Regions from separate parts of the Homo sapiens genome. Here region 1 is linked to region 2. A link is a contact called in ENCODE Hi-C or POLR2A ChIA-PET data. All regions are on one chromosome and are shown on one strand. The core of a region is the stretch at or near the end of the contact, and the rest is flanking DNA. Distances in the headings are between cores, read along the strand shown.

Evidence for each region. Hi-C counts contacts between places; a loop is a spot of excess contacts on that map. ChIA-PET counts read pairs that join two places held with the same protein, here RNA polymerase II (POLR2A). Pooled maps may share reads with other maps.
Region 1: a loop to region 2 is called in a map with no recorded cell type, with 8 times the contacts of the local background. The contact joins the promoter of MIR3681HG here to the enhancer-like site in region 2. A Hi-C loop is called at or near these places in 6 of 37 single-sample maps with no recorded cell type and 8 of 50 pooled maps. POLR2A ChIA-PET finds 5 or more read pairs at or near these places in 1 of 52 experiments (WTC11).

The regions. Positions count from the first base shown.
Region 1 is chr2:12,005,156-12,009,069 of GRCh38, forward strand. It overlaps MIR3681HG (MIR3681 host gene), which reads left to right and starts at 1,961. Exons shown (of 6, transcript NR_110196.1): 1 at 1,961-2,072; 2 at 2,592-2,688. RefSeq lists enhancers at 1,190-1,239, 1,748-2,042, 3,474-3,523.
Region 2 is chr2:12,176,264-12,179,928 of GRCh38, forward strand. All of the region lies in intron 3 of MIR3681HG (MIR3681 host gene), which reads left to right. Among named protein-coding and RNA genes, the nearest start is that of MIR3681, 21 kb to the right of the region's middle. Within about 2 kb of position 1,435, at least 12 of the 41 ENCODE cell types and tissues checked have a DNase peak (open chromatin) inside an H3K27ac peak, as active enhancers do.

The DNA.
Region 1 (3,914 bases), core at 711-3,210, 170 kb before region 2:
AGACGTGATGGTAGTGCTATTAGTGGTAACGATATTGACAATAATAAAACACTTTTAAAGTGCTTATGAATATTTCTGGTACTATTCTGAATACTAAATGATAATGTATTTTGTCCTCACAATGCCCTTGTGAATGAGGAACTAATATTTTCCTGATTTTACAGGTTAGAAAATGAAGGGACAGAGAGGTTTCCTTTTTTTTTGACTAATTTCCTTAGAAAGGAAGTATATTACTTTGCTAGGGCTGCCATAACAAAATACCACTGACTGGGCGGCTGCAACAACAGAAATTTATTTTCTTGCAGAAAGGCGGCTGACAGTCCAAGATCAAGGTGCCAGCAGGGCTGGTTTTTCCTGAGACCTACTTCCTTGGTTTGTAGATGGCCATCTTATTGCTGTGTCTTCACATGGTCTTGTCTCAGAGGCATGCATGTCTCCAGCCAAATGTCCTCTTCTTGTAAGGACACCAGCCCTATTGGACTAGGACCCCACACTTATAACCTTAACTAAGCCTGTAAAGGCTCTGTCTTCAAATACAGTCACATTAGGGGCTAGAACTTTGACATGTGAATTTCATATCATAAATACAGAGAAGTGCAATTTGGTGGTAATAGCTAAGATGAATAGGAATTCTGATATGATTTTGAGACACATTCTCACTTAAAGTCTCAGCATATAAATAAAGTTTAATCACCTTGAAGATCAGACAGCTTCTTAAATATAATGATCCATTCTCAATTACCTATTAGTGGGAGGCCACGATAATAGAGAACTGAATTCCAAATATAATTAAAAATATTCGTGTCACTGCTTAGATGCCATCTCTTTCTTTACCAAACTTAAAAAAAGAAAAGTCTCTCCCCTAGAGCTCTTAAACCACATGATTCAGCTACTAACCGAAGCTCACCCTTTTGGATTTCCCCTGCTGTACTGTGGTCGAGGTGCTAATTAGCAGGGAAAGTGCCAAATGGCAGGCAGCCAGAGGAAAAGCAGAGAAGCTGAAAGACCTGCACAAACTGCAGGTTTGTGAGTTGCAAAATTGAGATATGCCTCTAATGAGTTATGTATTAAAGCCCCTCTGCCCCATGACAGCAACGTCACCCTGGCAGAGACCTCCAGTTTCCTTACCTGGTAAACGGGGATTATAATAATACCACATTCCCAGGCTTGCAGGGTATTAGACCAAATCAGCTAAGAGCAGCAGACTAAGAAACTGGTCTTTATTGAGCATATATTTTATGTCAGACACTTGGCAACATGATTCATTTAATTCTCACATTGATTCTATAAGGTAGGCATGGCTAGCTCCATTTTGTGGATGGGTAAACTGAGGCTGGAGAAACTTGCCAAGTGTCACATACCAATTACACTTGAACCTCACTCCAAAGGCTTTGCTCCTTCTACTGACCCGTGTTGCAGAAATGCCTGGCCTTTTGTGAGCACTCGGTAAATGTCTGTCATTGTTGGAGAGAAAAGGAAAAAAATTATCTCCTTGCTATGAATTTAAACAATATATTTTAAAGCTGCTGGGAGCCTTTTTGTCCTGGTTTTCTGCATCTGATTTACCTGTCCCATTTTAACCATTCATGTGAACATTGTTATGTAACTAGCACATGCTTTTACTGTGTATAACTTAGTGTTACATAAATCTAAAGGCTGCTGACTGCTAGCAATCTTTTAAATGTAATGAGCTGAAAGATTTGCTTTGAGCCTTGGGGCAGGATAGCTTTGGCTTAACCATTTGCTGAGTTCAGCTTTTAGGAGGATAAGTTTACTGCATCCCTTCAATAATCCAACTGAAGCCTGGATTCCAAGCAACTGTAGATGAGATTTAAGTCTCCAAGAATGTTAGAAACTTAAATAAAACAAGGCTTAAGCAGAAAGTCCTCACAATGGTGTCCACATTCCATCAGGATGACGTAATCGAAGGTTGGAACCAGGCGGCCTCTGCCTTTGTGTTCCGGGACCCCTCACTCAGTGCAGAGGGAAATTGACACAGCCATGATGAGGCCTGGCTCACAAGAGCCATAGTTACTGTAGGAGTTTCTGTGGCTAAATATGCTTAGCTATTGGTGGGTTTCTCAGCTATGACAATGGTCTCCGTAAAAACACAGAACAAAAATTTTTGGTTAATTGAGGTCAAATTTTGTGTTAAAGGAGGGTTAATTTCCCTCCCCTCTAAGAGAAGAGTCTCTATGTGTTTAAAAACATGTTAACATTTAGTCTTGTCTGTTTTGTTGATCAGTTGAAGTCAGAGCAATAAAATCCCAGGGGTGGAAAGGGTGCAAAGGGCCATTGGGTTCATTTCCCTCATTTGGAAGCCAAACACATGCAGGTGATGATCACACTGTCCTTGAGCTGGGTGCAGAGATCAGCTCTGCCACATGCTGTTTGTTAATTTAATAAGATGAAGTGTGGGACCCAGGCTGAGTTCCTCAACACATTTTTTCATCTGTAAAATGGGGATTATAAAAAATAATAGTACCTACCTTAAAGGGCTAGGCACAGAGCCGTAGATGAGTTAACATGTGTTTTGAACAGATCTGGGTATACTGTGGTGTGAAACATTTGCAATTCTTCTTATATTACAGAGGCAAGGACATGTGCTGGATGTGTATGCAGTCTTTGAAGCTGGAGAGGCCTGTGTTGGAAACTGTGCTCTGTCCCATGCCAGTTCCCTGACCTTGGGTAAGTCACATAAAGTGTGAGTCTTTTATTTTTTTCTAGAGTGGAAATGGGGCTATGAATTCCTAACACTGGTAGGATTATAAGGAAAAGGACAAGATTAAAGTAAACAATACATTATAAGCATGGTGGCTAGCACATGGCTAGTCTTCTCAATGAATATTTTTTAGAAAATATAAAAAGGATGAATATCGGATATCTTAGTAACTCCTTTAGCTTTAAGCACACATCTCTACACACAGCCACATACAAACGTATTGGCTACACATTGGACTCCTTTTTTTTTTTTTTTTTTGAGACAGGGTCTTGCTCTGTTGCTGAGGCTGGAATGCAATGGCACAAACATGGCTCGCTGCAGCCATGACCTCCCGGGCTCCTGATTCTCCCACTTCAGTCTCCTGAGTAGCTGTGATGACAGGTGCATGCCACCACACCTGGCTAGTTTTTTAATTTTTTGTAGAGATAGGGTCTTGCCATGTTGCCCAGGCTGCACATTTAACTACTTTTACTTTTTCCTTCTTAACTTCTTGACATATGGTAGAGAACACAACCTAAAGTCACCAAATAGGTGAAAAATCTAGATTTCCTTTTTTTTTTTTAAATTTTGTTTTTGACCCATTTCCTTAGAAAGGAAGTATATTCGTTTGTTAGGGTGGCCATAACAAAATACTATAGACGGGGTGGATTCAACAACAGAAATTTATTTTTGGCTAAAAATCCAAGATCGAGGATTGCATCTTTCCAATTTCTGGCAGGGCTGGTTCCTGCTTGGTTTGTAGACAGCCATCTTATTGCTGTGTCTTCCCATGGTCTTGTCTTTGTGGGCATGCATGTCTGTACCCAAATCTCTTCTTATAAGGACATCAGTCCTAGCAGACTAGGACCCCACACTAATAACCTTCATTAACTCTGTGAAGGCCCTGTCTCCAAACACAGTCACATTGGGGGTTAAGGCTTTGACATATGAATTTTGGGGACATAATTCATTTCATAAAAGAAAGATATCACTTTCTGCTTCCTCATTCATGTTGACTCATTCAGAGAAAATTTGTGGTATATTTACCATCTGCAAGCCACAGAAAGGCCTCAGAAGAAACCGGCCGTGCTGACACTTTGATGGTGGACTTGTAGCCTCCAGAATTGTAAGAAAATACATTTTCTTTTGGTTTAATCCAACCAGTCTATGGTGCTTGTGGCAACACTAGAAAACGAATATACTCCTCTATCTG
Region 2 (3,665 bases), core at 185-2,684:
TCCCATCGTGCAGAGGCTGCTGGCTCTCTGTAACCTGAGCTCAGAAGGATGGTCTGGAGGGGAGGCAGGAGAGGCATCAGTGTAGAGATGGGGACCCAAGCCAGGACAGTGAGTGAGAGCCTACAAAATGCAGAGGAAGTACAGCAGAGAGTTGGGGCAAGTTGGGGCAAAAATCTGGGTGGCCAGCAGCATACAAGAGATGTAGAGACAGTGGAGTCTGGAAGAAAAGTCTGGAAGGAATGATCTGATACACAGGAGGAAAACAAGATATGAATAGTCCCACCAAAACCAAGGGAGATGCTGTTTATAGGAAGAAGGTCTCTAACATTAGCTGCTGCAGAGACATGCCAGATGGTGAGGGCTGGACAGGTCTGGGCAGTGGCTCTATTGGAGAAAGTGAGCTGCAAACCAGGTTTCATCCTTAAAAGGAGTGTTTTGTCTTTTGTGATTGACATGATTCTCTGACTGATGTATCTAATTCATGATTTTTTTTTTCACAAATGCACATAGAGCTTTCAGTGTTACCCAGGTGAGCAATGCAGCAGGCAGGCTGCAGGCTCACATGTTGACACTCAGGTTCCACATGAGTACATGAATGTGACACAGCATTTCAGAACAACAAGAAAAAACGTGAACAAAATGAAAGAAAGAACTCCAACTGTCAATTTGATACTCAGAATTTAAAAATTCCCCAAATCTTATTAGAAATCAATAAAACTATGCCTAATTAGATGTAATGCGTCTTTCTTTTGAGAATGTAGGTTCATGGTCTCGTGGAACCAGTTCCTCCTGGTTTAAACAGAGTTATTGAAATGCAGGAAGGATGCTGGATGTCTGTGCTTCTTTTTTCTGAAAGGAACCTCTCAGTCCCTGGGTGACCCTGTGCTAATGAGTCTCCACTGGTGAGTCATCTCCCGGCCTGGACTCAGAGATGCTATCAGTTTCATTGAAGTCCCCACAGTCACCTCGGCTTCTCCAGCCTGCAACAGCTACAGGAAGGCCATTAGCTCAGCCGTGTGCCCTCCCTCCCCACACCACCCCAACTTGTCCCTCCTCTAATGTAATATTTGCAGACATGCCTGGCATTCGTTCCTAAAATGTATTATTCTACACACAAACACCCTTTGATCAGCTTGACAGGAAAACCAGAAGCATCACGTACATATTTGGTTTAGCAAAGCTGTAACGGGAACAGATGTCTCTGCAAAGACTATTTCAGAATGACCCTGAATGTGTCCTCTTTTTTTTTTTTCTGTAGAGAAATTATGGCCACATTTTTAATGATTCTTTCCAACTTGGAACTCTGCTGAGAGGTATCTCATTCATTCTCAGCCAGATTCCTGGCTCCCGGGCTGCAGTCCCGTGCAGGCTATAGGTTACTTGTTTGGAAGCATTTTCAGTGAATGAGGCCAGTCTGTGTTGTCCAGCTGGCAGGAGAGCAGCTGTGGACACATGGGGGAAATTGCACGTTTCTCCCTGTCACTAAGATGAGCCTGAGTGTCTCTCTTTCCTCAGGCAGCCAAGCAAACTTTCTGCTAGACCACACAGGCCCCAGTCACACTTACCCTGGGGCCCAAAGCAAAATTTTTCAGCTGCTGACAGGAAGAGTGTTTTTCTCTCTGGTTCTGTGAAGTCTGGAACCATGTGGCAGATGAAGTGGTTGCCTCAACTGGGTCACTGTTTGCTGGTCATGGGCTTCCACTGTGGAGCCAGCCCAGGGGAGGCCCAAATGGGAGGCAGCAGGGTGGGCTGCCCATGAGAAAAATGAACTGTTGAAAGAGCTGGACCTATTTGATTTGAACATCTGCACCATATCTTCCAGGATATTCTGTCCTGTCTACATTGTTGCCATTGACATGTCTTAGGTTGAATGACGTGATGGTGATAACAGATCATGAGATTTTCCTGTGTTATTTTTATGTTATGAGTGGTTTATTGAAGTGCAGTTAATATCCTCACTTGCTCTACCCTCCTTCTCTTGAAAGAGGTGATGATCCTATCTCTGCCCTCAAACTTTCTAGGTGAGGACTCGAGGGGTTGTGTGAAATTCTGGAGACTGTGCATTTGGTGGAAAGAGTATGGAATTTGAAACTGTGTAGTTGTGGTTTCCAAGGGTGGCTTTATCTCTTACTAGTTGTACAGACTTAGGCAAGTCACTGAAATTTACTGAGCACCAGTTTCCTCATCTGGGAAATGGAGATAACTGTCTACCTGAGAGATGAAGTATTCAACAGCTTGGCATCATGCCTGGGGCTTGGTAGATAATTCCTTCCCATCAGGCCCACCCCAGAGTTATGGGGTAGAGTCAAAGAGATGGACCCGAACTCCCTCCCTGTGTGGAGGAGCTGCTGTCCTCCAGGGGCGGTCAGTCAACAGGGACTGGCTTTCAATCCAATTCAGTCTAGCAGTGGAAGCTGGACTTGTAAGATAACAGCAATTAACATGAAGGCACCTACTATGTGCTGTGTTCAGACCTGACACACATTAACTCATTCAACGTTCACAGTAATCCTGCGAAGCAGGTCCTCTTATTATCCTTGTTTTACATGTAGAGGAACAGAATCTCAGAGCCGTAACAACTGGCTCAAGTCCACATGATCAGTAAGCAGAAGGGCTCAGCATCCAACTCAGACAGGCTGCCTCCAGAGACCAAGCTCATAACTACAATACTAACTGTCTCTGCTAAAATAATCTCTAAAACAATCTCAGACTTCAATTATCATTGCAGAATGCATTACATTCCAGGGTGATCACCTGCTACACATAACAGATCTTGACCCTTCACCCAACTGTTCAGGACATGTAGTAGGTCCTGCCCTCTGACCTCTCTTTCCAGCATGTACCCAGGGAATATATGCCTTGTTGCTGAAGCTGCAGGATGAAGGCGGTCCCACACTTCAATTTGGCTAGAAGACAGTTCTAAAAAATGAGGGAATGGCATAGCTTGGATTCACAAGTGTTTTTTTTTTTCTTCTTCTTTTTAATGCTATGCAGTTTTCCTCTCCAAATCTTGCACCAAGAGCTGTAATTATAAGATGATCATCATCATCCAAAAAAAAAAAAAAAAAAAAAAGAATAGAAGGTACTACACCTACAAACATTTAATTGTCCATGTAAATTAAGAGTTGTGAAATGACTTCAATGACTTCTACCTCTGCCTGGTGCACATTTCCCTACGTATATTTTCAAGAGAGAAGTTGAATGCCCTCCATAGAGAAATTCTCCTCTAATTTTATGAGCTAAAGGGGGAATTAGGGTGTGTTTTTCTCAGAAGCGATTTGGCTTTCTGCCTCCACCTTCTGCCAGACCCCAATTTCTGAACTTAGCCATGCCCCAGTTCTGATAGTTTGAGGAATGTGACTGTATGTGTGTGCAAATGTGTGTGTGTCTGTGTGGTTTAAAAAGTAATGATGGGATTCAATATAGAGCTCTTCTAGGTGTGGCATGGCTTTGACCTTGAATCCCACCTGGCCCTAGTGAACGGGCCTCTCCCTTGATTTGGTTATCTCATACCCTGGATTTGGTTCTGTGGCATGTCCAGTCCTAACCTCAGAGGCTTTGCTTTTTTACCCTTTAACATGTAGGAGGAAAGGAGTGTGTCACACTCTTTCAACTGAAAGATTAGTGCACTCACAGACCAAACACAGATTCACAGTCCCTTTATT